3 separate regions of the Homo sapiens genome follow, and all the other regions are linked to region 1. A link is a loop called in an ENCODE intact Hi-C map of the cell type or tissue named here. Cell type or tissue: PC-3. All regions are shown on one strand. Each heading gives the region's core, and the rest is flanking DNA. Links, peaks and the distances in the headings are about the cores only.

Region 1 (10,063 bases), core at 2,475-7,474:
TTTTACTTAGACTCATTTGCTCCAGGAAAGTGAGCAAAACATCTCTTTTTTTGTACTGTAGCCAAGGCTGTTGTAGGAAGCGTTGTCTGTCATTCTCAATGCTGACTGCACATTCAAACCTTTTTATGTAAAGTTGAAAATTCACCTAAGATTTTAAGTAAGAAAAAAACAGAAACTGATACCAGAGTTAATAAGAAAAACAATTGTTGCTCAGGCCCTACTCATACCAATTGCGTCAGAATCTCATGGGTCAGCCTTGGAAACACTCTCTAGATGTTTTTTAATATGCAGCCAGAATTGAGAACCACTGATCTAAGTAGAAGGTGATAATGTGTTCTCTTCTTGTTCTCAGTTACTTTCTAAGGGATTCTAAAGCCAGTGACCCTTGAAACCAGAACTCTCAGGATTTTCCCCAACTCTGTGAAGGTTTGAGACACAACAGATTTTGAGAGAAATACTCATTCTGCTCTCACCTAGAGCTTTGCTTCAGTCTAAGTTGTGTCTGGGTCCACATCAAGCACATGGGTAAGGGTACAAAGTATTTGGGGAAGGCAATTCTCTTCCCACTATGCTTTATAAGGCCCCAGACACTCATAATTTTGACTTCGATTTCATTGCTTGGGCAGAGTATCTAGTCCTTTCTCACAGATTACAGAATTTCAGGTCTTAAAAAAAAAACTATCGGGGCTGGGCGCGGTGGCTCACGCCTGTAATCCCAGCACTTCGGGAGGCTAAGGCAGGCAGATCCTTTGAGGTCAGAAGTTGGAGACAGCCTGGCCAATATGGTGAAACCCTGTTTCCACCAAAAATACGAAAATTAGCTGGGCACAGTGATGTGCTCCTGTAGTCCCAGCTATTCAGGAGGCTGAGGCAGGAGGATTGCTTGAACCTGGGAGGCAGAGGTTACAGTGAGCCAAGATTGTGCCACTGCACTCCAGCCTGGGTGACACAGCAAGACTCTGTCTCAAAAAAATAATAATAAAAAAACCTGTGGATATTTTGCTCAGTACCTGGGTGATGGGATCATTCTTACCCCAAACCTCAGCAATTACACAATATACCCAGGTAACAAACCTGTACATGTAACGCCTGAATCTAAACTAAAAGTTAAAACAAACAAACAAAAAAACCCAAATCATAAAAAAGTTACCTCCAAAGTACATTCATAATAGTATAGCCAGAGCAGTTCTAAGTAATTTTAAACGGTGAGTGAGAGAATGTTTGATACCTGGCTTCCATTCATTCATTTTCTTTGGTCTGAATGTGTAGTGGGCACATGGTGGAAACAGATCTTTGACTTTGGGGCTTTTGAGGTTTGAGGCTTACAGAGAGAGCCCTCAGTAGGAGGAGGGGTGTGTTTACATAACCCTGGGGCACCCTGTCAATGTATTCTGTGCAGCCAAACAGATCAATAGAGTGAAAAAAACAATTCAGCTGAGTGAACTGATAGGCTGATAGGTTATTTGATTGACTGGGCTGGTGGAGCCACTCAAGAAGAAACTACAGTGCTATAACTTGGGAGGCCAGATAAACAGCTGATGCCAAAAGCATCTGCTTAGCAATCACTGGAGCCCAGTTGACACAAGCTATTGGAACCACATTTGAGTAAAAAAGATATAAAGTGCACTGGGGTACCATGACTATGGGTGAATCTTCTTCCTCATCATACTGTAGTCCTTCAGATCTCAGGGGCCGTGTAGCTTATTACCTCCAAGTTTCTTCTTAAGGAGAGAAGAGAGCACAGCTCTGTAGTGACTCTAAAGCTTCTCAGCTGTGTGGACTTGAGCAAGTGATTTGACCTCTCTGAGCCTCAGTTGCTTCCTCCAGCCATAGGAGTAAATATATTATGTACTTCATAGGGTTGATGGGAGAGTTCAGTGAGGTTAGACACAGAAAATGCTTAGAAAAATGCTTGATGCATATACATAGGAAGCATCTAATAAATGGTAGCATTGATGATTCTTATAAAATAGAATGCTGCAGGCCAGGCATGGTGGCTCATGCCTGTAATCCAAGCACTTTGGGAGGCCAAGGCAGGAGATCACTTGAGGCCAGGAGTTTGAGATCAACCTGGGCAACATGGCAAGACCCGTTTCTCCACACACACACACACACAGACAAAATTAGCCAAGCATGGCAGCACACCTTTGCTCAGTACCTGGGTGTCACAGCTACTCAGGAGGGTGAGGTGAGAGAATTCTTTAAGCCCAGGAGATTGAGGCTGCAGTAAGCCATGTTCACATCATTGCATTCCAGCCTGGGCAACAGAGTGAGACCTTGTCTCAAAAAACAAACAAACAAACAAACAAAAAACGCTGCAATTGGTGCAGTGGATAGGACACAGACTTTGGTGTCAGATGATCTGGGTTCAAATTCTGGCTCTACCACTTCCTAGCTGGGTGCCTAGGGCAAGTCAGTATAAAATCTCTTGGTAGGTCCCACTTCCCTCGCCCTCTCTCATAGCTGAAGGGTGAGGTGAGGTAAGCCTTTAGCAATGGGCTTGGTATGTAAGTGGTCAATAAATGCTGGTTTTTATGATTATCAATCGCCATCAATATGATAGTTACTGGGAAATTGCCCTAGTTCTTCAGTCACTCCTCAGTAGGACGCAATTTCCTTAGTGCTAGTCATTGCAGTCCCCTTTTTTTGGTTGTGTTTTGGTTTGCCATTTACTCCCATGTGGAGTGTGGGATACAAAATGAACCCTAGATCCATGCCCTGGGGCCTAGCCTTTTCATAACCCTGCCCCACTCATTCCTGTTTGCTTATGCAGAGCTTCCCGTCAATGAAAGCCCCAAGGTCCTATTGTAAGGCCTGCTGTGAAACCAGGTCTCCCCCAGCTTCTAGCTAATTGATATTCTAAAACCTTGGATTGCAGCTTGACCTTTATCCTTGTCAAATATCTCTTGGGTTTTGGCCCATGATTCCAGCCAGTCATTGGCTCTTTGTATCCCACTTTCTTGATTATTTTGGTTGCGTTTTTTAATTAGGCGTTGTGTGTTGCAGAGACACATGATGGTGCTTAATCATGCCACCATCTCCCTCATTGCTCTTTGTGGTTTTGTGAGTCTTGAATTGACATGTGTGCTCCTCATTTAGCCTTCCTGAAAACCCTACCTGCTGCACCTATACTTTCAAACATGCACTGCTGGTCATCTGGAGGCATTTACCTGAAATGTTACCATGGTGCCTAGACAGGACTCTATAAGGCTTACCCTGAACTCCTAAATCCTTTAAGTGTTGAGGAATGTGAGAAATGTGTATGATTTTAAGTATTTGTCTGAACTTCATAAATTAGGGAAATTACGTAGTGACACGGAAAGCCAGATATACATGTGTGACTTGTGGATTATCCATGTAATTGTTTCCTTAAATCGGTGCATACAAAAATAAGAGTCAGATTTTGAATGGGCAGAAACACACAAAAAACCTGTATTGCACCTGTTGTTGGGAAGATTTGGCTGGTTACAATAAGGCTAGATGGGCTAGATGAGGATACACAACAATGGCTCACCCCAATTTGGGGAAGTCCTTTTTGGCCTTTATGCAATGGGCTCTCTAAAGGACTAGCCATGTGGTAGCCTGTCTAGGGGTGGGGTACACAGTGGGAGGAGCCCTTATTGATGGTCTTGGGGTCTGGAACCCATTTCCTGCTAGGCAACTGACTCATCCTGTGACTTAGGGAAGCAAGCCATTGCCCATCTCTGGGTTTCAGTTTCCAGAGGGTGTTAGATTGGAAGGTTTCTTCCAGATTTGAACTTTGACTATTTTAGTGACTTAAGAGAAACAGCTGAATCCAAGTGCAAACGTCTGTCTTGCACCTTTAAAAAGAACCAAAACCACATTGTAGGCAAACGATCCCCAGTTTGAAATAGCAGCTTCCGTCTTTGGATTGTGTCCTGCTGCCCATTCTTTCTCAGACCTGCCTGGTTCCACACACTGGCTGACCATACAAGACCTTTTCATCTCAGCACTAGATGTGCACGTCTTTTTTCTTGACTGTGCTCTCAGAATACTGGGAGAGATTTTTTACAATACTGTTACTACTGCCATGAATAGCACCTACCAATGACTGTGTCTTGTGTGACAGGCACTGTGCTGTATGCTTTGTGTACATTTTCTCTTTTGATCCTTATAATATCCTATGGAGTTGGCATTGTTATTAATCCCTTTTACAGATAGAGAGGAGGGATGACTCATGGAAGTGACACACAGCTAGTAAGTTGCAGACTTAGTACTGCCAGATCCCAGGGTCTTAATGAGTATTATAAGTATGCTTTTTGCATCCCTGGGTGGAACTTGGATGTATTAATAATAACAACAGTGGCAGTATCTCTTATACGCAGTGAGGTAGGTGCTGTTATCCTCCATTTTATAGAGGAAGACAGCAAGGCTGAGAGAGATGTGGTAACTTGCCCAAAACTGCATAACTATAAGAATCCAAGCTGAAACGAATCTGAGGCTAATTGCCCTCAAACCCATGCTGTTGGCCAGGCATGGTGGCTCATGCCTGTAATCCCAGCACTTTGGGATACTGAGGTGGGCGGATCACTTGAGGTCAGGAGTTCGAGACCAGCCTGACCAACATGGTGAAATCCAATCTCTACTAAAAATACACAAGTTAGCCAGGCATGGTGGCGTGCTTGGGATGCTGAGGCAGGAGAATTGCTTGGACCTGGGAGGCAGAGGCTTCAGTGAGCCAAGATCACACCACTGTACTCCAGCTTGGGCAACAGAGCAAGACTCTGTCTCAAAAAAAAAAAAAAACAAAACCAAAAACAAAACCCGTGCTGTTTCTTCTACACCATGCTGCCTTTAGGGCTAGAACAAGTCTTAAAGAGGCTGTGGGTTTGCTTTCTATTCTCTGCTCCCAGGAACTGTGGCACTGCTTTTCTGAATGGCTTTGCCGGCGCAGCTGGCCAGGCTTGGGCAATTCAGGGTTCCCATAGTGCAAGAGCAGCATCCACCCGACTCCATCTCCCAGAAGCATGCAGTACTTACTGACAATTGTATGCCCAAAGTAGGTAATTTTGCCTTTTCAAGCACAAAAAGGTAAATCAAATTATACCCAATATAGAGCAGAGGAAAAGAAGGAACAAATGAAGTAGGAAGAAATGCATTCCCTTCTGTGACTCTCCTCAGCCACTGTCTGTGTCACTGTCTATAATATATACTCCTTGCTTTTCATTTCCTTGCATATCAGTGATCCATGTTCCCAGTGGTGTCTAAAGGCCACCTGTATTCAACTGTTAGCTGCCTTGCATGTGCCTATCTCTCAGTTTCAGCAGCTGCTTCCTCAGTTTCCCTAGTCTTGGCAGGTAGGAGCTTTTTACCTAACCAATAGAGGATTGCCATCCAGTGGTACATATTGGGAACTGCATGGCTGAAAAAAAAAAAGTCCTGAATTTTTTTCCCCCTTTCTAAAGGCAAACACCACCCATTCCTCAATCCTACTTAAGGGATTAACTATGCCCTTTCTTCTCTTTTTTCTTAGTCTTTTGTCAGCTTTGCTGCTCATTAGCTCTTATACAAGAAGCAGAGCAGGAGAAGTAAATGCAGGGAAATACAAATCACTGCCGGATTTCAGCACCCCCACACCCCCGCTATTGTGAATGGTTTGCTGGGAGAGAAGCTCTAGGAACTGATGGGGTTCAGCTCATTCAGAAAATCCTGTTCTCCTTTGGTATTGATGGCTGAAAACTCTGATTACATCTGCAGAGCAGTGTGAATAGTAGGTTCTAAAAGGGGCTGATACAAAGGACAATTCACAACAGATTACGTACAAGTAGGTAATAAACAAAAGGCAAAAAATCAACTTCACTTGTAATCAATGAACTGTAAATTAAAACTAACAAGAGAAATTATTTTTGCATATAAAATTGGCTGAGAAATGTTAAAATCAAAATTCCCAGGGTTGACGAAGATTTCGTGAAATGGTTGTTTTTCTACACTACTGCTGGGAGTCATAAATTACTCAGCCTTTATGGAGAACATGTTGACAATGTAATCAAGAGAATTAAAAATGTCTATGCGCTTTGACCCCATAGCTTTGTTACTAGATTTCACATAAAGAATTCATCAGACACTACTGTTTATGTCTACAAATCTTAACTTTCCCTATTATAATAGAAAAAAACAAGACTCTGAATGTCTAAAAAGTGTTTCTTAAACTAAGGCATAATCATAGGCTAGAATATTACATAGCAATTTATCCAAAATCATGTTCTTAGCAAATATTTAAGGATTTAAGGTTTTAGGAAAACGCTTATGGCATAATATTTTTTAAAAAATTCTCTCAGGGTACAAAACTAATCATATCTCCTCTTTGTACGATATACCTTTTTTTTTTTTTTTTGAAATGGAGTCTTGCTCTGTCACCCAGGCTGGAGTGCAGTGATGTGATCTTGGCTCACTGCAACCTCTGCCCCCTGGGTTCAAGCAATTATCGTGCCTCAGCCTCAGGAGTAGCTGAGATTACAGGCACCCAGCACCACACCTGACTAATTTTTGTATTTTTAGTAGAAACGGAGTTTAACCATGTTGGCCAGGCTGGTCTCGATCTCCTGACCTCAAGTGATCCGTCTGCCTCGGCCTCCCAAAGTGCTGCGATTACAGGCATGAGCCACAATTTATAGAATAAAAAATGAGGCTAAGGGAATGATAGTCCAGCTTAAACACACAGTCACTACTAAGAAAATGATTAAAAGCCTGTACATTCTGGACTCATGGAGTTAGAACTTAAAAGGACCTTGGAGTACATCTAGTGTCAGCCCCACCAATGCCACTGAAATCCCCTCGGTGACTACCTGACACACTGGTTCAGGCAGTCTCTCTTTAAATACTGTGGTTAAGGAACTTGCTCACCGCCTCTGGCAACCGCTTCTTCAAAGTAAATGATAGTGATAATCCCATCCCTGGTGCGCGTCTAGTGATTTATAGTCTGTGAAGCTTCTAAAGGCACATTTTCCTCTCACGAACCCTGGGAGGCAGGGAGAACAAGTACATTTATCTGCATTTTCCAGATGAGGATCCTGAGTTGAAGTGACTCCCAGTGGTAAAGTGACTTGTGTAGCTGGTGGATAAGATAGGACTGCAGTCCAGGTTTCCTGACTCCCACTCTGAGGCTTGTTCCAGCCCTCCACAAAATCCAGGGTCTAGTTTCATTCAAGTATCTCCTTTTATTGAGTTTATGTTGGTCTTGCTATAGCTGTGACCCCTCCCATGATACCTCATACATCGTCTCTTAGACCTTGAAAGATGTGCTTGGATGTGGGGCCACATGCTAGCTAGCTAAGGTCCAGAGTAGGGTGAACATGGAAAGAGCTCAGGGGGAGAATGAAGAAACCAATGAGTCCACCTTGCTGCAAATTCTAGCAGTCTCCACACAGGAATCTGCAACCATATTTATGAAACGTTGTTTTCATAAACTGCTGCTTGTTCAATAAGGCATAAAATAGCCAGTATAAGATAGTTATTTGCTCTACAATATCGTTTCTGCAACACAGCTTCAATGTCATAGCAGTTACTGCATTTTGTTTAGTTTCTTAAGAGATGTGACACAGTAGATTAACCATTGACATCAAAATGCAGAGGTTCCCTTAGAGCTGTCAGCAATCTTGTTCCATTCTTTTCCCACAACTCTGCATCCCGCCTTGGGAAAGCATTTGTACACTTCCACTGCAAGGTCTAGTCACAGACCCACTCGGATTTGTCAATGTCATGGGAAAGCAACAGGCAGGAAGACAACTTTCTATGACCTTGGGATGCTATCTGTGAGTTAGGCAAAGGAAGCTGAGATTCAGTCCATTACTGGTTATCCCTGTACACGGATGGTCCACATCCCATTCCAGGGACTATGAAGAAGGGCAAGGAAGACACAGTAGAGTTTTCCTTCTCACAGAGGTGGCAAGAGAAATACACAGGAAAGGAAGAACAAGCCAGAAAAGACAGGATAGGCTGACTCTTCCAAGTGCAGTGAGAGCTCTAAGAGGGAGGTGACTCACTGAGGGCTGCCGGTTCAGGTCAGGACTAGGTCAGAAACCTGCTCTGGCCTAGACCCAAGGGTTGGCAGAGAACAGAAACAGCTCAGTGGGTTTGAGAACAGGATGGGCACTGGCCACGGGAGCCAACACCATGAGGTCCTGATCAAACCCTGCAGGCGTCTTCTCTGGTGCAGAGGCACCTACTTCCAGGAACTCAGTCTCAGAACTCAGCAGGAAGTCACACCAGCCCTCCCACGCCTAATCTGCCAGCTGCTGCAGCGGGCACTTGCCTGCCCTGGCTTTGGAGCCTTCATTCTTGCCCTAGTGGGGGCAGGGTATGTTCTAACTAGAGAAATGCCAAACACCTATGCTTGCCCCTTCCGCTGGTTTGACTGTTTTCCCGGAATGGACCTGAGAAATTCAGTGAAATGATTCAAAGAAACAATTAGTTGATTCCATTAGAAAGTTAGTCAAACTGGTATTTAAGCTGAATTTATTCTGGCAGATGGGCTTGCAGGGGTAGACTCCTGCCATAGTTCCTGACCATCTCTCCCCACCGTGTTGCTAAAGGTGGGAGGAACTAGAAGATAAAGGGAGGGCCCCAGTGGGAACGAATGGAAATACCAAAAGCTTTGTGCGTGTCTGCTTCCATCCAGCTGCTAACTGTTGTCCCACTCCATTAGCCCAATCTTGCCCAGTAAGTTCTCATGACAGCAGTGCACATCCCTTCCCAAGAGCACCAGAAACTGTTGTCTAGCAGATGTTAGGATACGTAAGGGGCCAAGTGAGTTACCACGAAGGGACTCTCAGGTCCATACATTGATATGAAGACTAGGTTTGAAGCCATTTTTCACTATGTTCTTCAGTTTGTCCAGGTTCCCAAAGCCCAGGTTATTCTCAGTCTAAGATTTTTTTGCTCGACTCCCCACAGGGTCGAGCTATGTGATCTATGTCAAGTGGTACCTCCCTTCTGAGCCTCAGGGTCTCCATGTGTAAAATGAGATCGTTAAGTCAGATGAGCTCAGTGGTACCTTACAGCTCAAGCATTCATTCTGTGAATTCAGGTTTGTCCTCTTTTGGTCCAAACTGAAATTGCCTTCATGGGATGACCCAAGTGTCTTGTTCCTACCAATATTCTTATAAACTCAATTCTTTTCTATCTTTTTAATTCCCTACCAATGTGGGCATATGGGTCCACTTTGTTCCTTTCACAAAGAAAATGGTCTGCATTGAGGTTTCTTTTCAAGAGGGGCAAGGAGGAATCTCGTATTTATATAAGATACTCAGGCCCATCACCTGATACCACCCTTCCATCTTAGGTGTGTTTGATCATTCATTCATGTATATATTTATTCATTCTCTCATTCAGCAATATCAACGGTGTGACTACCTCATGCATAGTATCATGGTGGGCAATGCATATGCATAAGAATATACAGCATGATCACTTTTGTAAGATGGGAGGTGATTCACAATGAACCCTGCTGCCATCCTGAGCTGTCACCCTACTGGAGTCACTCTGCGCTACTACATACCACCCCTGGCAGAGACCCTGAAACTTACACCATATCATTAGAAAGACAAGCTACCTGTGTTTAAGAGTATTGCAAATGATCAATTCATAGGCTAAGCAATCTAGAATAGAGAGTACTTAAAAGACGTTAAACCTAAAAGAAAAGAGGAAAAATTGTGCAAACTAACAGAAGCTATATGTGTGTGTTTTCATTCCTTTGATGGGACACTCAGGAGACTTTGAGTATCAGACCTAGTGTTAAGAGGGCTATTCTTAAGACCTTTGATTAAATCAGTCAAACTTGGAGTCAGATGCTTTCAATGATACTCTTGTATAATTCTTACCCCTTTACCTGTTTTACAGAAAGGGAAACTGAGGCCCTATGTGGCCTTCACTATAATGTCTGGTTGCTTAGAACACAGTTGCAGTTGTCCGGGCACGGTAGCTCACACCTGTAATCCCAGCACTTTGGGAGGCCGAGGCGGGTGGATCACTTGAGGTCAGGAGTTCGAGACCAGCCTGGACAACATGGTGAAACCCCGTCTCTACTAAAAATACAAAAATTAGC
Region 2 (10,063 bases), core at 15-5,014, 470 kb before region 1:
CTGAAGCTAACGAAGAACTCAAGGTCTTAATGGACGAGAACCAGACCAGCCGCCCCGTGGCCGTTCACACCTCCACCGTGAACCCGCTCGGGAAGCAGCTCTTGCCGAAAACCTTTGGACAGTCCAGTGTCAACATTGACCAGCAAGTGGTAATTGGTATGCCTCAGAGACCAGCAGCATCAAACATCCCTGTGGTAGGAAGCCCAAACCCACCCAGCACTCACTTTGCCTCTCAGAACCAGCATTCCTACTCCTCACCTCCTTGGGCCGGGCAGCACAACAGGAAAGGAGAGAAGAATGGCATGGGCCTGTGCCGTCTTTCCATGAAGGTCTGGGAGACGGTGCAGAGGAAAGGGACCACTTCCTGCCAGGAAGTGGTGGGCGAGCTGGTCGCCAAGTTCAGAGCTGCCAGCAACCACGCCTCACCAAACGAGTCAGCTTATGACGTGAAAAACATAAAACGGCGCACCTACGATGCCTTAAACGTGCTGATGGCCATGAATATCATCTCCAGGGAGAAAAAGAAGATCAAGTGGATTGGTCTGACCACCAACTCGGCTCAGAACTGTCAGAACTTACGGGTGGAAAGACAGAAGAGACTTGAAAGAATAAAGCAGAAACAGTCTGAACTTCAACAACTTATTCTACAGCAAATTGCTTTCAAGAACCTGGTGCTGAGAAACCAGTATGTGGAGGAGCAGGTCAGCCAGCGGCCGCTGCCCAACTCAGTCATCCACGTGCCCTTCATCATCATCAGCAGTAGCAAGAAGACCGTCATCAACTGCAGCATCTCCGACGACAAATCAGAATATCTGTTTAAGTTTAACAGCTCCTTTGAAATCCACGATGACACAGAAGTGCTGATGTGGATGGGCATGACTTTTGGGCTAGAGTCCGGGAGCTGCTCTGCCGAAGACCTTAAAATGGCCAGAAATTTGGTCCCAAAGGCTCTGGAGCCGTACGTGACAGAAATGGCTCAGGGAACTTTTGGAGGTGTGTTCACGACGGCAGGTTCCAGGTCTAATGGCACGTGGCTTTCTGCCAGTGACCTGACCAACATTGCGATTGGGATGCTGGCCACAAGCTCCGGTGGATCTCAGTACAGTGGCTCCAGGGTGGAGACCCCAGCAGTCGAGGAGGAAGAGGAGGAGGACAACAACGATGACGACCTCAGTGAGAATGACGAGGATGACTGACGTCCTCTCGCCTTAAGATTCAGCTTCAGGAAAACATTTAGGGAAAAGAAACTTTTTTTTTTTTTTTAATGTGAGGTTTTCTGTTTCTTTTTTGCCTACTCCCAAGAAGATATTGGTAAGCTATAGAATTTAGATATGCACCTCTGATAAGCAAGGATTGTTTCCCGTATGATTAAGACGTGCTGTTGATGTGTGTTTTGATACCAGTGTGCTGACACAGAATCTTTATTTACTTTTTAGGATTTTGTGTTTTCATTTTCTATTTTTCTTTAAATGCAGAGTTCATTGTTGCCCCTTAACAGTTTTTCCTGAGTTTACTGAAGAAATTGTACTTCATCCACATCCATGAAAATAAAATGCTCTCCTTTTGTGCACAGTGAGTACCGAATGCCGTTTATTTGCCTTGGATTTGGATGGCACCCCCACTGATGCATAGCAAGACTCTTGAGTTTTCCATTTGTTCAGTTTTGCAGTGTCCAGAGCCCCAAGCAAACGGCAGAATTCTATTTTCAGAACAATAAACACCATCAATCTTAAAAAAAAAGAGGTAGGGCCTTTAAGAGGTGATTAGGCCATAAGGGCTGTGCCCTCATCAATGGATTAATGCTGTTATAATAGGAATAGACTCTTGATAGAAGGATAATTTCAACCCTGTTCCTCTGTCTTGAATGCTTGCTTGCCATTCTGCCATGTTAGGACACAGCAGGAAGGTCTTCACTAGGTGCCAAGCATATGCTGGCACCATGGCTTTGGACTTCTCAGGCTCCAGAACCATAAGCCAAATAAATCTATTTTTCTTTATAAATTACCCAGTCTGTTATAGGAGCAGAAAACGAACTAAGACAGGATGGCTGAAGGCTCCTAGCCGGCAATCAATGCACATCTATCTATGCAGGAATCATTTGCTGACTGGAAGCAAGATGAGTAGGTTTTCCTTTTTCAAATTGGTGAGATAGAACAGCAGTGGAGCCTATAGCAGTGTCATGGTATGGTGAGAAGAAACTGGGTTAGAACCTAGGTAGGGAGATCTTGACTCATTAATATGAGAAAGTTGTACCAAAAGTGTGGCTGGGGACAGCAGAGGGAGCTGTTGCTTTCTTCAAGCACAGTTTCACAAAGGGTCATCTTTCCAACCATATGCAGACCTGTCCAGAGTTCCAAGAAAAAATAGACACTAGGATAATCACTGTGAAAGCAAGACCGTAAGACCCATTAAGAGAGGGCAGGTAGTTAATTACAATGAGATACCACTTCACACCCATTAGGATGGCTATTATGATTATTATTTTGAGATAAGGTCTCTATTGCCCAGGCCTGCAGTGCAGTGGAAAGATCATGGCTCACTGCAGCCTCAACGTTCCAGGCTCAATCAATCCTCCCACCTTAGCCTCCCGAGTAGCTGGGACTACAGCTACTCCACACCTAGCTAATTTTTTTTTTTTTGGTATTTTTTGTAGAGTTGGGGTTTCACCATGTTGCCCAGGCTGGTGTCGAGCCCCTGGGCTCAAGCAATCCACCTACCTCAGCGTCCAAAAGTGTTGAAATTACAGGTGTGAGCCACCACACGTGGTCATGACTGACTTCTTTTACTTAGCAAAATGTTTCCAAGGTTCATCCATCTTGTAGCATGGATCAGTACTTCATTCCTTTTTATGGGTAACATTCCATTGTATGGATAGATAGACTTTTTGTTTATCCAGTCATCTCTTGATGGCCAGTTGGGTTGTTTCTGCCTTTCGGCTATTGCGAGTAACAGTGCAGTGAACATTAGTATGCAAATATCTGTTCAAGTCTCTGCTTTCAATTCTCTTGAGTATGTGTGTATCTGGGAGTGGAATTACTGGGTCATATGGTAACACTATATTAAGCCTTTTGAGGAACCACCAGGCAGGTTTCCACAGAAGCTGTGAAACTCCCACCAGCAACATACAAGACATCTAAGACATGGTTTCGAGTAGTCTTGGGAGTAGAGAAGACACTACCAAGGTCACCTGTGTATAGTGATGGCACTGGCTGGTCCCTGTTTTTTGGGGGATCGGTTCCCTTGTGTCCTGTCTGAATACTTTTCCAAACCATGCTGCAAAACACGTGCCTTTTTTTCCCCCCATCAAGCCTTAACATAGTTGCCCCACTTTGGAAGGCTTTCAGCTCCTAAAAATTTCTGAGGAACGTTGGATCACTGAGAGGGCTGCTCCTCACCTCCAAGGGACATGTCACATAGCTCCACCTGCACTGCTTGTCAGATGTGGACTCCATGAAGGGGTGGGCACTGCCATAGCCAGTGTTCAGCCTTTGCCCTGCCTTCCCCTTGGCGCTGGCACCTAGAACATCCGAATGAACAGTCTCCTAAGGTCTGGAGCAAAGCCTTCCCAGCCAAGTGCAGCCAGCAGCCCCAGACAGTACCTCCTTTTGCCTTCTGGCCTCCTAATGTGCTTTGCATTAAAATATCCATTTTGGCTTTGCCTTTGAGTCAATTCTCAGGGGAGCAAGTAAAAGCTGAGCCATGAACATGTGGCCCATGGAGATGTAGTAGACAGAGAAATGACTGCAGTTCATTCCAGTCAGGCCCTTTTGGCGTTTTTCCCACACACCAGCAATGCCTAGGACTGACGTGTCCTTGTCTGAGCTCCGCCACTAACTGGAGGTACAATTTCAGCAAATCCCTTCTCTTCTCTCAGTCTCAGTTTCCCCATCTAATAAATGGGCAGGGAATCTCCAGGAGACACTTCCAACTCTAAATATTCTATTACTAACATTCAAGCAGAGCCTGACTCTAAGAAGCACAATCGGCATCCTTTCTGTGCGATAGAATGATAGTCAATGCTTTGGAAGATATTTGCTTTCCTGGCGAAAATGGTATGAAATAAATTTCTTTTATAATGATTCTGGTCTCAAGCCCTCCAAAACCCAGCTCCACTCTTGAAATGTTATAGGATAAGTTTTTATTTGCAGAATTTGAGTGTGACCTTTGCTGAGGCAGAACATGGTTTTGGGGGAGGGGGAGAGGCAAATGGAGGTGGGAAATACTGGATTGTGATTAACCAGATAATGAACCCCACCTGCTTTTAATCAGCCACTTCCTGTTCTCCCAGACCTCTAAACTTTTAATATTAATGGAAACAGATTTGAATTCTGGAAAGAGCTATTCTGGAAAATAATTGGATATTTACTAGGTGAAAAGTGAAATTGCACAGGCATTTCATAGGGTTTGGTATTTGACAGGTGCCATTTTTTCTTTCCAATGTGTTGCATACCTCTGTTTTATAAACCAATATGGATAGTGGTATAAAAGATTACGGGTTTACATGGTGGCAAGGCCTGGGAACATGTTCAGGGGGGTTGGTGGGCAGGAAGAGAGAACTTCAATTGGGGACAAGGCTGAAATGATTTGATTAGTAGGAAAAAAATATTTGAAGGCAAAGAATATTTCTTTAAAAGAAATATACCCATGTTCATAAATGGAGATTGCACAGAGAGAGAGAGAGAGAGAGAGATTGGCTTACCTGTGGAAGTCTGACTGCATACAAGAAGGTAACGCCTCCCTTGGCTTCTTAAAGAACTTTGTAGTTAGAGAAGGCAGGAAGGCACTGGAAGAGAGTGGGGAGATTTTATTAAAACAAAGCACAGAGCTCTCCAGGGTTGCAGGCAAGCAGAACAAATGGAAAGCAGATCTGCCAGAAAGCAAAGGAGGGCTGCTCCAGTGGGGTGACTCAGGCCCTTTGGGTTCTTTCCCTTGAGCGTCTCTCACTTCAGTCATTACTACTGTGATCATTAGGATTCCCCGCGTGTTTCCTCTTTAATGGTCTGGCCCTAGTGTGGACAGAGCCCCACCTTTTTTATTGAGATGGGGTTTTGCTCTGTCATTCAGGCAGGGGTGCAGTGGCACAATCATAGCTCACTGCAGCCTCGACCTCCTGGGCTCCAGCAATCCTCCCGCCTAGCCTCCAGAGTAGCTGGGACTGCAGGGACACACCATCACTCCCAGCTTTTTTTTTTTTATTTTGTACAGATTTATGTTGCCCAGGCTCAAGCGATCCTTCTGCCTCGGCCTCTCAAAGTGCTGGGCCTCTCAAAGTGTGAGCCACCACACCTGGCCAACAGAGCACATTTTAGGGGGATTCCTTCAGAGACAGCTGAAACTGGCTGTCCCTCTGCCCCTCTCTCCTTCCCCCCCTCCCCCCCCTCTTCCCCTCTCCCCCTCTCCCCGCCTCCCCCTCTTCCCCTCTCCCTGTCTTCCCTCTCCCATCTCTCCCGCCTCACTCTTGTCACCCAGGCTGGAGTGCAGTGGCGCGATCTCGGCTCACTGCAACTTAGCCTCCCAGGTTCAAGTGATTCTTGTACCTCAGCCTCCTGAGTAGCTGGGATTACAGGTATGCACCACCACACCAAGCTATTGTTTGTGTTTTTAGTAGAGACAGGGTTTTCACAATGTTGGCCAGGCTGGTCTTGAACTCCTGACCTCAAGTAATCTACCCACCTCAGCCTCCTGAAGTGCTTGGATTACAGATGCGCACTACCACTCCTGGCTAATTTGTGTGTGTGCATGTATTTTTGAATAGAGATGGGGTTTTACCATGTTGACCAGGCTTATCTCAAACTCCTGACCTTAAGTGACCTGCCTGCCTCAGCCTCCCAAAGTGCTTGGATTACAGGTGTGAGTCACTGTGCCCGGCTTGATTTTCTTTTTCTTTTCTTTTCTTTTCTTTTCTTTTTTTTTTTTTTTTTTGAGACGGAATCTCGCTCTGTCTCCCAGTCTGGAGTGCAGTGGCAGGATCTCAGCTCACTGCAACCTCCGCCTCCTGTGTTCAAGCAATTCTCCTGCCTCAGCCTTCTGAGTAGCTGGGATTACAGGTGTTTGCCACCATGCCCAGCTAATTTTTGTATTTTTTAGTAGAGATGGGGCTTTGCCATGTTGGCCAGGCTTGTCTCGAACTCCTGACCTCAAGTGATCTGCCCACCTCAGCTTCCCAAAGTGCCGGGATTACAGCTGTGAGCCACCTCAACCGGCCTGGCCTGATTTTCTTAAAAAATATATTTTTAAATTTAAATTAAGGAGAAAACACCAAGGAAATGCTTTACAGAGAATACATGCAACACTCAAAACAGGCTTCCATAGCAGATATTTTCCTGATCCTGCTATAATTTACTTGTAGTCCCAGAGGCAGGTCTAGTTTTACCATAATCTTAGCTGCTTTCTGGTCCTGCTAGTTCCCTGTCAGTCTCAATATGACAGCCACCATCTTATTTCCCACCAGAAGAGTGTGAGCACCCAGTTATCTCTTCTCTTTCTAACCAGGGTAGAAGGACTTGTTTCCCCAGCCCTATTTTTTCTCCCTCCAATCAGTGGTTCTAGTTTTCAGCTGAAGGATTCTCCTTGTTGACCATCAATTGGTAGGTTGAGGTGTGTCTTTCATCTGTGAGTATAATGTTGGTCACATGTGAGGCTGGCCAGTGAAGTCTGGACTGCTCAGTGCAGGCTGAGCCACTGATGGGAGAACAATTGAGTCCCCCACTTATTGATGAAGTAGCATATTTAGGTCTCAAGGGACAGACAGAATTACTTTGTAGGGCTTTATCCATATCCTTTGGGGAGGACACTGTAGGAGTATTAAAGAAGTAGCTTAATCATATAAAAAGCCTTCTTCTGAGGAGGAGTCTTGATTGGCCATATGTGCCATTCCGCCTTTTCAGTTTCTTTAGATAGTTACTTGGAGAAAAAGATAAAATGGTTTAGCTTTCTCGAATTCATGAAGAAAATGGTGCTCTTATCCTGAAAACTGACTTATCCTGAAAACCAGCTTATCTTGAAAACTAGGCCTTTTAGACCAGTGTTTTTGCAGATGAGGAAACTGAGGCCAATATAGAGGAAAAGACTTGTCAAAGTCACTCAGTACACCATAAACACAGCCAGAACTAGCCTCTAGGACACTTGCATGCCAGGTCATGAACTGCCAGGATAAGAACTTTGGGGAACCAAATTAAGAGAACTAAGGTAACTGGGTTGCACAGAGACCAAATCCAGGACCAAGGGCATCTCAATAGTGCTTTCTAATTGAAAGTTCTTTTTTTGTTTTTTTTTTTTGTTTTTTGTTTTTGAGATGGAGTCTTGCTCTGTCACTCAGTCTGGAGTGCAGTGGCATGATCTTGGCTCACTGCAACTTCCACCTCCTGGGTTCAAGCGATTTTCCTGCCTCAGCCTCCCAAGTAGCTGGGACTACAGGCACGTGACACCACGGCTGGCTAATTTTTTTTTTTTTTTTGTATTTTTAGTAGAGATGGCGTTTCATCATGTTGGCCAGGCTGGTCTCGAACTCCCGAAGTCAAGTGATCTGCCTGCCTTGGTCTCCCAAACTGCTGGGATTACAGGCATGAGCCACGTGCCTGGCCCAGATTGAAAGTTCTCAATCTCCCCAAGTGGTACAGAAACCCAGAGCAAGCAAAGATCTCTCCATTCCCACCAGCTTCAGTCCCATCCTCTGGTCTCCTTGGTTATAGCTAAAAGCTGGCTCCTGGTGGAAAATTCCTGTTACTTTCAGCCTGTGCCTCCCGGGTCCAAGCAATCCTCCTACCTCAGCCTCCCGAGTAGCTGGGACTACAGGCTCATGCCACCGCACTTGGCTAATTTCCATTTTTTTTTGTGGATACGGGGTTTCATCATGTTGCCTGAGCCAACGTGTTGATATTGCAGGTGTGAATCACTGCACTTGGCCTGCTTCATTCCTTTTTATAACTGAATATAACTGAATAGTGCTGCTTATGACTATGTGATACATGTATTTGTTAAAGTACCTGTTTTCTAGCCAGGTGTGGTGGCATGTGCCTGTAATCCCAGCTACTTGGGAGGCTGAGGTGGAAGGATCACTTGAGCCTGGGAGGTCGAGGTTGCAGTGAGCCGTGATTGCACCACTGCACTCCAACCCAGGTGACAGAGTGAGACCTTGTCTCAAAAAAACGTAGCTTTTTTTGCTGTTGTGAGGAGTATATATCTAGGAGCAGAGTTACTGAATCATACAGTAATCTATGTTTAAGTTTTTGAGGAACTGTATGGCAAATTTTTAATATCATTTAGCCTTCTTCAGACTACTTCTCAAGCTCCATGATTATATTCTCCCACTCCACAGCTGGTAGATGCTCAGGGGATATTAATTGTTTTTAAAATCAGTCTAAATCAAATGCAACTTTTCAAATAAACTTTACTGCAAATTTATTAGGAAATGCTTTCCAAAACCAAGCAGAAAATTATTTTTGGATTATAGACCAGCATTATCTAATACAACATTTTGCGCTGTCCAGTATGGTAGCCATAATTAGGCATATGTGACTAGCACTTCACATGTGCTAGTGAGACTGAGGAAATAAACGTTAAATTTTATTTTATTTTTATCAAAAATAAAATTTAAGTTCAAATAGCCATTGTGGTTAGTGGCTACTGCAGCTATAGACTGTATTCTCAATCTTTTCAGCATAATAAAAATTTGAAAATTTTCCCCAAGTATTATTTATTTTTCACATTAGTGGGGAGAGATAGCCTTGGGTATGCTAAAAAATAAATTTGCTTTGTAGAAATCAAGCATAAATACTCATGCTGGTAAGGTTGCACAAAACTGACATTTTCAAACAGCGCTGGTGGCAGTGTAATTTTTCAATGAAAATTCATTTTATTCATTAATTCATTCATTTATCCATCCATTCATTGTTTTAGTGGAATGCTTATTGTGCACTGGGCACTGTGCTGTATATATCCTAGGGACACAAAGATGACCAAAACATGATCCCTCCTCTCAAAAGCCCACAGTCAAGTAGCCAGGTAAACACTTAATTGCAATACAATGTGATGATAATAATGGTTTCCATTTTTAAAGCACTGACTGCATGCTGAGCACTGGGCTAGGGATTGTACAGACATTATCTCATTTAATCCTTCCAGTAGCTCTGTGAGTTAGATATGATTATCCTCATTTTACAGACAAGGAAGCGCATCTTGTGATCATAAGTAAGTGGACTGTTTGCCACAAATGAGGTATATCCAAGGTATGGTTAATGCTCAAATACAGGAATAAGTGATTATGCCTAGAATATATGATGTATGTAGGAGTCGGGGGAGGGAAACTGCACTAGATCTTGAAGGATAAGTAAGAGATAAGCCCCACAACAATCCATTTGATTCTACGGCCTTAAACAATTTTCACATACTTTTACCCAGTAACTCCACTTCTGGGAATTTATTGCAAGGAAATATCCAAAAGTATGGGGAAAAGAACCCTGCCTGAATGAACTGTTCATTTCTCTATTATTTATAATTCTGAACAATTGGAAACAACTTATACGTTTAACAACAGGGGAATGGTTCAATAAATTATGGTCCCTCTCATCTATGGAATATTGATGTGACCAATGAAAAATTTTAAAATAATAATGGAGAAGACTGTAGCAACAACAAAAACACTTATGGTATGATGTCAAGTGATAAAAACAAAATACCACATTGTGTATTCACTATGAATGCGGTTATGGAGAACATGGTTACATATGGGTAGGCCTAAAATGGAAATACAAAAAAAGGAGTTGTGTTCAGGTTGTGAAATCAGGGGTAAGAGTTTTTCTTTTTTTAAAAAAATGTTCTTTAACATTATTTTATCTTTTACTGTGGAATAAGTGAAAAATTTAAAAAGAGACATCAAGCCTTTTTTTCCCTGGTTTTAATGTGACTTTTACTTGTTCCAGATAGTCATTTTCACGGGAAAGTTTGAGATTCCTTTAAAAATGGATTGAATATGGAAAATCGTATGTGGTCCATCCTGTTTTAGCCAAATCAGAATCATTCAGTCCCTGGGTAATTAAAGTAAGTTGAGAATTGTTTTCTTTGC
Region 3 (10,063 bases), core at 2,547-7,546, 140 kb before region 1:
AACAGTCCCAAAGACAAAAACCACATGATTATCTCAGTAGATGCAGAAAAGGCCTTTGACAAAATTCAACAGCCCTTCATGCTAAAAACTCTCAATAAATTAGGTATTGATGGGATGTATCTCAAAATAATAAGAACTATTTATGACAATCCCACAGCCAATATCATACTGAATGGGCAAAAACTGGAAGCATTCCCTTTGAAAACTGACACAAGACAGGGATGCCCTCTCTCACCACTCCTATTCAACATAGTGTTGGAAGTTCTGGCCAGGGCAATCAGGCAGGAGAAGGAAATAAAGGGTATTCAATTAGGAAAAGAGGAAGTCAAATTGTCCCTGTTTGCAGATGACATGATTGTATATTTAGAAAACCCCATCGTCTCAGCCCAAAATGTCCTTAAGCTCATAAGCAACTTCAGCAAAGTCTCAGGATACAAAATCAATGTGCAAAAATCACAAGCATTCTTATACACCAATAACAGACAAACAGAGAGCCAAATCATGAGTGAACTCCCATTCACAATTGCTTCAAAGAGAATAAAATACCTAGGAACCCAACTTACAAGGGATGTGAAGGACCTCTTCAAGGAGAACTACAAACCACTGCTCAAGGAAATAAAAGAGGACACAAACAAATGGAAGAGCATTCTATGCTCATGGATAGGAAGAATCAATATTGTGAAAATGGCCATACTGCCCAAGGTAATTTACAGATTCAATGCCATCCCCATCAAGCTACCAATGACTTTCTTCACAGAATTGGAAAAAACTACTTTAAAGTTCATATGGAACCAAAAAAGAGCCTGCATCGCCAAGTCAATCCTAAGCCAAAAGAACAAGGCTGGAGGCATCACGCTACCTGACATCAAACTATACTACAAGGCTACAGTAACCAAAACAGCATGGTACTGGTACCAAAACAGAGATATAGACCAATGGAACAGAACAGGGCCCTCAGAAATAATACCACACATCTACAACCATCTGATCTTTGACAAACCTGACAAAAACCAGAAATGGGGAAGGGATTCCCTATTTAATAAATGCTGTTGGGAAAACTGGCTAGCCATATGTAGAAAGCTGAAACTGGATCCCTTCCTTACACCTTATACAAAAATTAATTCAAGATGGATTAAAGACATACATGTTAGACCTAAAACCATAAAAACCCTAGAAGAAAACCTAGACAATACCATTCAGGACATAAGCATGGGCAAGGACTTCATGACTAAAACACCAAAAGCAATGACAACAAAAGCCAAAATTGACAAATGGGATCTAATTAAACTCAAGAGCTTCTGCACAGCAAAAGAAACTACCATCAGAGTGAACAGGCAACCTACAGAATAGGAGAAAATTTTTGCAATCTACCCATCTGACAAAGGGCTAATATCCAGAATCTACAAAGAACTCAACAAATTTACAAGAAAAACAAACAACCCCATCAACAAGTAGGCAAAGTATATGAACAGACACTTCTCAAAAGAAGACATTTATGCAGCCAAAAAACACATGAAAAAATGCTCATCATCACTGGCCATCAGAGAAATGCAAATGAAAACCACAATGAGATACCATCTCACACCAGTTAGAATGGCGATCATTAAAAAGTCAGGAAACAACAGGTGCTGGAGAGGATGTGGAGAAATAGGAATACTTTTACACTGTTGGTGGGACTGTAAACTAGTTCAACCATTGTGGAAGACAGTGTGGCGAGTCCTCAGGGATCTAGAACTAGAAATACCATTTGACCCAGCCATCCCATTACTGGGTATATACCCAAAGGATTATAAATCGTGCTGCTATAAAGACACATGCACATGTATGTTTATTGTGGCACTATTCACAATAGCAAAGACTTGGAACCAACCCAAATGTCCAACAATGATAGACTGGATTAAGAAAATGTGGCACATACACACCATGGAATACTATGCAGCCATAAAAAATGATGAGTGCATGTCCTTTGTAGGGACATGGATGAAGCTGGAAACCATCATTCTCAGCAAACTATCGCAAGGACAGAAACCAAACACTGCATGTTCTCACTCATAGGTGGGAATTGAACAATGAGTACACTTGGACACAGGAAGAGGAACATCACACATGAGGGCCTGTTGTGGGGTGGGGGGAGGGGGGAGGGATAGCATTAGGAGATATACCTAATGTAAATGATGAGTTAATGGGTGCAGCACACCAACATGGCACATGTATACATATGTAACAAAGCTGCACGTTGTGCACATGTACCCTGGAACTTAAAGTATAGTAATAAAAAAAAAAAGAAAAAAAAAGTTGTTGGTTAAATAGTCTCTGCTAAATTTGCGACACATCTTCCCAGATAAGATTCTTCTCTCCGAACCTTTTTTTTTTTCCTTTTTTTTTTTACACAGAGTCTCACTCTGCCATCCAGGCTGGAGTGTAGTGGCTCGCTGCAACTTCTGCCTCCCAGGTTCAAGTGATTCTCCTGCCTCAGCCTCCCAAGTAGCTGGGACTACAGGTGCATGCCACCACGCCCAGCTAATTTTTGTATTTTTAGGAGAGACAGTGTTTCACCATGTTGACCAGGCTGGTCTCGAACTCCTGACCTCAGTTGATCCACCCACCTTGACCTCCCAAAGTGCTAGGATTACGGGCATGAGCCACCGCACCTGGCCTCTCTGAACTTTTTTACCAGTATTTATTTTAATTTTGGTTGGGGGCAGTAGAGAGATGCAGAAAAGGAAAGGAAGGCATGAAACTGCTTGAGAAATACATCAGTGAATAAAAGTTTTTTAACATTTGTGGTGTAATGACAAATCCTGGAGAAGTTTTAGTTCACACCTGGAGTATTCCAGCAGAAGTTGGATGCCAGCCGCTAGGCATTCATTCTGCAGAGGGGCTTCTCTGTTAGGTACAAGGTTGGGTTCAAGTACCTTCTGAAGTCTAGCTCAGTGTATTTTTTGGAGTGTAGTATACTAACAGGCAAGAACAAGAAGTGGAGGAGATGTGCCAGGGGAGGAATAGTGATGACGTTGTAGGTGCTCAGCTCCCAGATGATGGGAAAAGTGTTTCATGGCCTCACACATCTTTTGGGTTTTTTGTTGACTGTCTCCCCCATTACTCAATGAGCTGCTACAGCATAGGGAATGAATCTTCAACTTGTATTTCCAGTACCCAGAACAGAGGCTTGTACTAAGAAGGCATTCAATTGGTATGTAATGGATTAGAATAAGTTGAATTGAAGATTGAACTGAAGTCAAAATCTGATTTCTAAGGTTCCTTCTGGCCTGAAAATTCAGACTCCTCTGATTTCAACCATAACAGCCTGGCTAAGCCTCCTTGAGAGAAACCCTGTGCTTCCTTAGTTTAACCACCTCTTTGTGGTTGAATAGTATAGGTTTTCAATCAAGTCCTAGGAGGGTGTCAGTTTCTTGTTGTACTTACCAGGATGTGATAGGATTTCAAACAAGGCCCAAAAGAATGTATTTTCAGGAGTTGAGATGTAGCCACACTTTCTACATTTACAATGGCCTGAAATGGGTTACAGTTTAGAACAAGCTTTCTTCTTTATGATGCACAGGATTTCTATGATGGGTGGCTGTTAGGCAATGAGTGTGATGGGGGAGCATTTTCAATCTTAGCTCACCTTAGCACACCTTAGCACAGGACTCTAGTTACAGGGTCATAATTCCCCATGAGGTTAGCCCCTGTAGTATCAGCTACTTTGTATGTGATTTAAGCCAGTACTGATTATTCTCCTGCTTAGGGAGAAGCGGTAGAAGGCCCTTGGAACTGTGAGTTTTGCATTCCAACTTGCTAATTCAACATAGATCCTAATTCCTTAAATGCTTGTAATTAGAAATTCTCGTGAACTGTATTGGTTTTTGTCAAGCAATCTGTTTGGGGAACTTGACCAACTGGGGCACTGCTGGCTAGGGTGAAATTTATTTAATTTGTTTTTATGACATTCTTCATCTTGGAAATGGGGTTTTCAAATATTGCTTTCCCAGGCATCATTACTTATTTGCTGGTTTTTATTTCAGGATTGGGACTAGCTCAGGGTGCCAGGGAAGCGTTTTGTGGTGCTCTATATTAGAGTCGTAATATCCAAGAAAATTGTCTGATTGTATGTGGTATCTTGGATGTGGTACCTTATGACAAATGTTCCACATTTTGACAATATGATAGGTTTATGATTATTTATATTCCAAATGATCTTACTTTTTAAAAGTAATATTTTGTGCAGTCTTTGCAATTCTGTTTTCCTTTCTATTGTTATTTAGAAGCTATTCATTGGCGTTTGGCATCATTCACCATCTTTGAGCATTAAAAAGAAAAAGAAAAAAGCAAGTACACTCTGTGTAGCATAGAATCTCTGTTCACTTTAGAATTCACATTGAACATGAGCTGATCCAATTGCTACAGCCTTGGCAGTGATAGAGGCAGGAGACAGCCAAATCCCTAGGCAGATAGGGAAAGGTCCCCGGAGAATCTCCGACCTGCCCCACAAGTGTTGACACCAGATGTTTTGTGCAGATAAGGGAACCTGCACAGGGGGCTTGCCTGGGCATGCCCACAGCATACTGGAGGCCCACTGGGGGAATGGGATGGAGCCACTAGGAGTTCACACCTTATGCAGGGGTGGAGCCTGGCCTCATCAGTTCTTGTGTGGTGGCCCTGGTATTCAATTGTGAGGGGGAAACCTGCTTGGAGGACCCCTCTCCTTACTGAGAGCTTTCTTTTCACTTAATAAATTCTGCCCTCTTCACCCTTTAATGTGTCTGCATGCCTAATTCTTCCTAGTCATGAGACGAGAACCTGGATTTAACTGAGCCAGGGAGCAGAAACTCCTGCATCAGTAGCAATTTTACAACTGTTTATTAAGGAATACATCTTGCCCGAGGAGGTTTTATATTGTATCCCTCAAATGGCTATTTTCCCCTCCTCCGTTTAAATATTTTTACTCAAGTGGTTTCCTTCTTTTGGAATGCCAGTCAACTCCATCTCCTACTTGATTTCCAAGACCGTCTCCTCCAAGATGCCTCTCCTGTCTCCCCTTTCCATACAATAGAATTTATGGGTTTATCACTGTTAGTACCAAGGGCTTCATCATCTGCTCTCTTATGTTCCCTGCTTGTCAAGGTGTAGCTTATTGTAGGGTTCAATGAGCTGCTAGCCACTGTCCCATTTGACTAGCAGATGCTTGAGAAAAGCAAGTACACAGTTTGGATTCGATCCTACAGTGTCTTACATAGTTCTTGGCACCTGCATGTTTGCTCTAGGAACAACCTTCCTTATTATACCGAGCTGATCCTTTTGGGCAGCATTCATTGAGTCAAATGGCCTGTGTGAAACGGGGTCTGACCCTAAGTGGACAGAGCTGAGAGGTTAGAGCTGAAGGACTCAAGCCCCAGACTTGCTACAGATTAGTAGGGTGACTTCCAGTTACTTCAGTTTTCTGAGTGTAGTTTCCTCATTTTAAGCTTTGTAAATATTAATATCTGGCATACATAATTTGAAAAAATGCTGTAAGGATTAGAAGAACGAATATACGTGCAAACCTTTAAGAAATTATAAGTGCAAACACACGTAGTACATTTCCATTTTTAGAGCTTCATTTTTTTCTTATCTGTAAAATAGACATGTAAATGCCTACCTTTCTTATTGGGTTATTGTGAGGATTAAGTAGAATAACATATGTGGAAGTGCTTAGCAAATAGGAGGTGTTTAATAAATGTTGCCTGGATATGAATTCCCCTCTCGGGACTGTCCTGATGTGAGGCTTTTCCAGCCCTTGGGGGATGTGCATTTAAATCAGGCTGCTTGTACCTTGGATTAGGCAACTTAAAAAAAGTGTAGCCTTGTTAGTTCCAACTTCTCAGCTATAAAATGCAGAGTAATTAAATTTGCTAGTAAATGTTTCCAGGCCTTTGAATGGCAGCCAATAAAAAGGACTAAATATTATTCTTTTAGAATTCATGTCCTTGATGTAGAGGAAATATCATATTTACTTACACATACTCCTGCCTTGGCTTTTTAGAAGAAAACTAAGAAAAATGTTTTCCCCTCTACATTTCCCACTTGAAGGTGTTATCTGTATTGAAACAGCAATGACAGCTGCCAGCAAAGGAGTGTGATTTTTCTTTGCCAAGGTAAACCAAGGGTTAACATCAAGGAGTGTTGGGGCCCCTGCTGGTGGGCTGGAACCAGAGCTAATTCCTTAGCAGTCACTCACTCTTCTGCCTCTTCAGCTGTCTCTCACCCCCCTCCCACCATAAAGGAGTGGGTGTTCCTTCAGGACTGTGCACTCGCCTCCCTCCCTCTATCCCTCTTTTTCCCACCCACACATACTTCCCAGAACCTCTCCACCCTGTGGCTGATTTATCTTTCCTGGGACCAAAGGCAATAAAGCCTCAAAACTAAAACTTGCAAGGAAAGACAATCCTAATGGTAAACACCTAACCCGCAATGCTGATTACTTGAAAATAAGCTGTTATTCTGTCTCCAGATCACAAATAGCCTCACTTAAAGCTCTACCCCTGAAAGAACTACTGAAAGATTCAGGAAGGTCAGGAGATCCAGATTCCAATTAACTTAGCACCTGATGCCTGTGTAACTCTGGATGGGTCTCAGTTCTCTAGTAGTTGAGGACTGGTATCTCAAAGGTTAATGAAATTTGCCTAAGGTGAAGGTAGATTAAGCCTTCCATTCTCACACAAATTGCCCATCTTCCAATCCCCTTTGTACCTTGACATTTTCAACACAAAGGGGTTGGGGTGCTCAGAGGATTACACAAGCAAGCACATATTTGTCACAGCACCTGATTATAGACCTGCATTTTGGAAGAGAGGTATTTCAGGATCTTCTCATTACTGAAGCCTCTCATTGTAGGACCATGGTCATTTTTAAATCTCCCACATTGAAATGACCAGTTGGCAAAAACCTTCAATTACAAAATCTCTTCCAAAGAGGCTGAGTTTTTTTTTTTTCTTGGATCACTTCACATCCTTTTGAATACCCTGAGGCAGTATTTTTATGGGCTAACAGCAAACAGAGTGTCGTGTAGAACCAAGTGTGTCCCTTCACTTTCTCCACCCCCTGCAAAGTTTGTGATCTTCAAAGCATGCTGGATTTTAAAATAAAACATCTACTTCTAGTCCAAGCCTTTGGCTGTAGACTTTGGGCTTAAGTGTGTTTTTCCACAGAGGTGTTACATCCCCATTTCTATCAGCTAAGGAAAATGAATTCATTCAAGGTCTCCCCTGCCATTCATCGAGGCTCCCCAAGAGGAGCTTTCCAGAAAGATCTGTGCCAATTGTAAACTTACAAGATCCTCAGCCCATAACAAAATGCCCAGACACCTTGGCTCTGCTGACACAGGCTGAGAGAGATAAAGGAAACAGCTGGCTGAGGTCCTGACTTTTTTTTCACATTTTTTTCACTTTTTTTTTCACAAAGGCCCGCTAGCCTTTGCAGACTGGGGACTTTAAGATTGTTCACTACCCATCCAGCAGGGCTGGGCATACAGATACCAAAGCTCCATCTCCAGAGACGTGAACTCTAACCAAGGATCCTCAAACCACTTAAATCATGAACCTGAACCTTGAAATGAAGCAAACATTACATTTAAACTCCCATGTTTAAAATCAGTTTGCCCTTTTCGCTCACTCTTTACTCTGGGGGATGCATAAACACCTTGGGTGCCTGCTGTGACAATCAAGTTGGCAATACATGCCACCTGCTGGAACCATAGTCTCCAATCTGAACTCCTTCCCCAGCTACCTGTTTCCTGTCACAGGCCTTGGCATTCCCTGTAGCTTCATTGCTTACCTCATAGAATCATGCTTCTCATTAGAGAGTATTCAACAGCTTCTTGTCACTGGGGGGTGCACTTCATTTCCTCTACTCTTGGACTTCTGCTCTACTTGGACTTCATACTCTTGGCTGTCTCTGAGGTAGAGGCAGAGAGAACATCCCTGACTCTCTGCTGCCCATTTTCTGCCATGGGCCGCCCCCCCCTTCCAGAGGAGGAGGTGTTGGGGAACCTCTCCCACATGGCAGAACAACCACTCAAGTCTGGGGAGGTCTTTGGCAGTCATCTTGGGCCAGATGTTGTGCTAGACCAAGACTGAGCTGGGATTTGGGTTTTCTATTCTCACATAGCCAGTTGGAAAGGGTGGAAACACATGTGGGGGTCCCAAGGAACCATGAGAGACTTCTCATCATTACTGCGGAGTTTGACTATGATCTGGCATCCTGGGCTGTTGTGTGGAGGTCTCTATCATGACCGACCTCTTTGGCTTCTCTTGTGCCCTAAGGAAGGTGTTTTTTTTGCTAGTTTTGTTTTATGTTTTTAGACTGAGTCTTGCTCTTTTGCCAGGCTGGAGTGCAGTGGCATGATCTCCACTCACTGCAACCTCGGCCTCCCGGGTTCAAGCAATTCTCCTGCCTCAGCCTCCTGAGTAGCTGGGACTACAGGTGTGTGCCACCACACCCAGCTAATTTTCGTATTTTTAGTAGAGACGGGGTTTCACCATGTTGGCCAGGATGGCCTCAATCTCTTGACCTCGTGATCCGCCTGCCTCAGCCTCCCAAAGTGCTGAGATTACAGGAGTGAGCCACCATGCCCAGCCGGAAGGTGTTTTAAAATTGAAACAAAGTTGCATAGTTGGTTGTGTTAATTGATTCAAAATCTTTCTTTTTTGCAGGGGCAGCTCTAGGCCAAATTCTTCTTGCAAGTTTTTATGGATCACATGTTTGTCTAAAGTACACACAGATCATTCCCAAGGCCAGAGCAGGAATGCTCTGGAAGTGCCCTCTCTGATCTAGGGCAAGCCTGTAGTTTCAGGGTTATCGATAGACCTCGCGGAGGGCAGTGTACAAGGCCTCTGGCTGCATGAAGAGAAATCTGGTGTGTGGGACTGCTCTCAGAAGCAGAGAGGTGTAGAAGGCTGTCAAATGCATAAAGACAATGTCTCTTCACTTGGAGGACAATTTGTCTGCCAAGGGGACGGTGAGATTTGGCTTCATCTCTTAAGAACCTGCATTGAGGGCTGCTCACAATTTCACCCGAGGTCCAGGGCAATTCTCTCCTCTCCAGATCCCATATCTAGTGCTTGTTGCTGCTCATTCAGTATATGGATACTTCTATTCTTAACAAGTTCATAAGTTTGTTTAACCGATGACTGCTCATGTCTTTAAAGCCATTCATTCATTCATCCATTCATTCTCTCCCTCCCTTGTCAATCAACAAATGTGTTTTGAAATTAAGTCTATGCTGGAATTTAGTGATTAATAAGACCCAGATCCACCAAACTATGAGCTTCCTAAGAGCAGGGAGTGCATATTTCATTTATGCATACACAGTGCTGGGCATATGATTTCCATAAATATGAATGGATGCTTCAGGCAAATGCACTTTAATGAAGTTTGCCACAGAGGCATCTAATTCTCAAACCAAATGCTGGTATTTTAATATCTTTTCATAACCAGAGGTCTGAGGGCATGGGAAAATTGCTGGGAAGGAGGGCTCTGGAATAACATGATATTAAGATAGATGCATGAGTGATGACCCAAAGCTTCTTGTTGTCACCCATAGAATAACTTAGTTTCCTGTCTTCCCTGGAAGAAATGTAAGAGGATGTGTGGGGCTAGAAAGAGCAACAAGCTTATATCACCCATATAGTAGAAAAGGAGTGAGTGGAGCATCGAGCCTGATCCTGTGCATTTACAGTAGCAGTAATAGAGTAAAACAGAGCAATTAGTGCCTCATGTAGACTTGGCATTGAGCACCCCATCGCAAAATAGCCATGTTACATATTTCAGTGTTTACCAGTGACAACGTTTTCCTCTTCTTTATGATTTTTGGTTCCTGAGATGTTTAACTGGCCTTAATGCAGTTTTGAGAGATTGCAGGAAGTGATGGGCTGGGTTGGGAATGGCTGGGCATTCAAGTGATTTAGCCATGGGACTCAGCAGTGCATTGCTTTTACTCCTGAAGGACTCTTGGAAGAAAGCTCTGGGCCTCTGCAGAGCTTTGATCAGCTTGTTCAGAAAGAGAGCGTTTTATCGATTTTATCAT

Evidence for each region. A loop is a pair of places that touch in the nucleus more often than their neighbours do. Peaks named below come from ENCODE experiments on the same cell type or tissue, not always from the same donor. Only the 100,000 strongest peaks of a DNase experiment are listed, where the experiment ranks them.
Region 2: it touches region 1 in a loop (16-fold over the local background); 1 of 110 quality-filtered maps calls a loop at or near these places.
Region 3: a loop joins it to region 1, with 5 times the contacts of the local background. A loop is called at or near these places in 1 of 110 quality-filtered maps.

Annotation. Positions count from the first base shown.
Region 1 is chrX:132,736,007-132,746,069 of GRCh38, reverse strand. All of the region lies in intron 2 of HS6ST2 (heparan sulfate 6-O-sulfotransferase 2), which reads left to right. Among named protein-coding and RNA genes, the nearest start is that of HS6ST2-AS1, 73 kb to the right of the region's middle. RefSeq lists enhancers at 2,381-3,182, 7,721-8,221. In PC-3, for the core only: a CTCF peak has its summit at 5,347 (motif pointing left); a DNase peak (open chromatin) is centred at 4,119; H3K27ac peaks cover 1,674 bases.
Region 2 is chrX:133,208,175-133,218,237 of GRCh38, reverse strand. It overlaps TFDP3 (transcription factor Dp family member 3), which reads left to right. Exons shown (of 1, transcript NM_016521.3): 1 at 1-1,576. The coding sequence ends at 1,196. Among named protein-coding and RNA genes, the nearest start is that of TFDP3, 5.1 kb to the left of the region's middle. In PC-3, for the core only: a CTCF peak has its summit at 2,262 (motif pointing right); no DNase peak of the experiment used is centred there.
Region 3 is chrX:132,872,848-132,882,910 of GRCh38, reverse strand. The region is part of intron 2 of HS6ST2 (heparan sulfate 6-O-sulfotransferase 2); the gene reads left to right. Among named protein-coding and RNA genes, the nearest start is that of HS6ST2, 81 kb to the left of the region's middle. RefSeq lists an enhancer at 6,357-6,889. In PC-3, for the core only: no CTCF peak of the experiment used is centred there; no DNase peak of the experiment used is centred there; H3K27ac peaks cover 1,032 bases.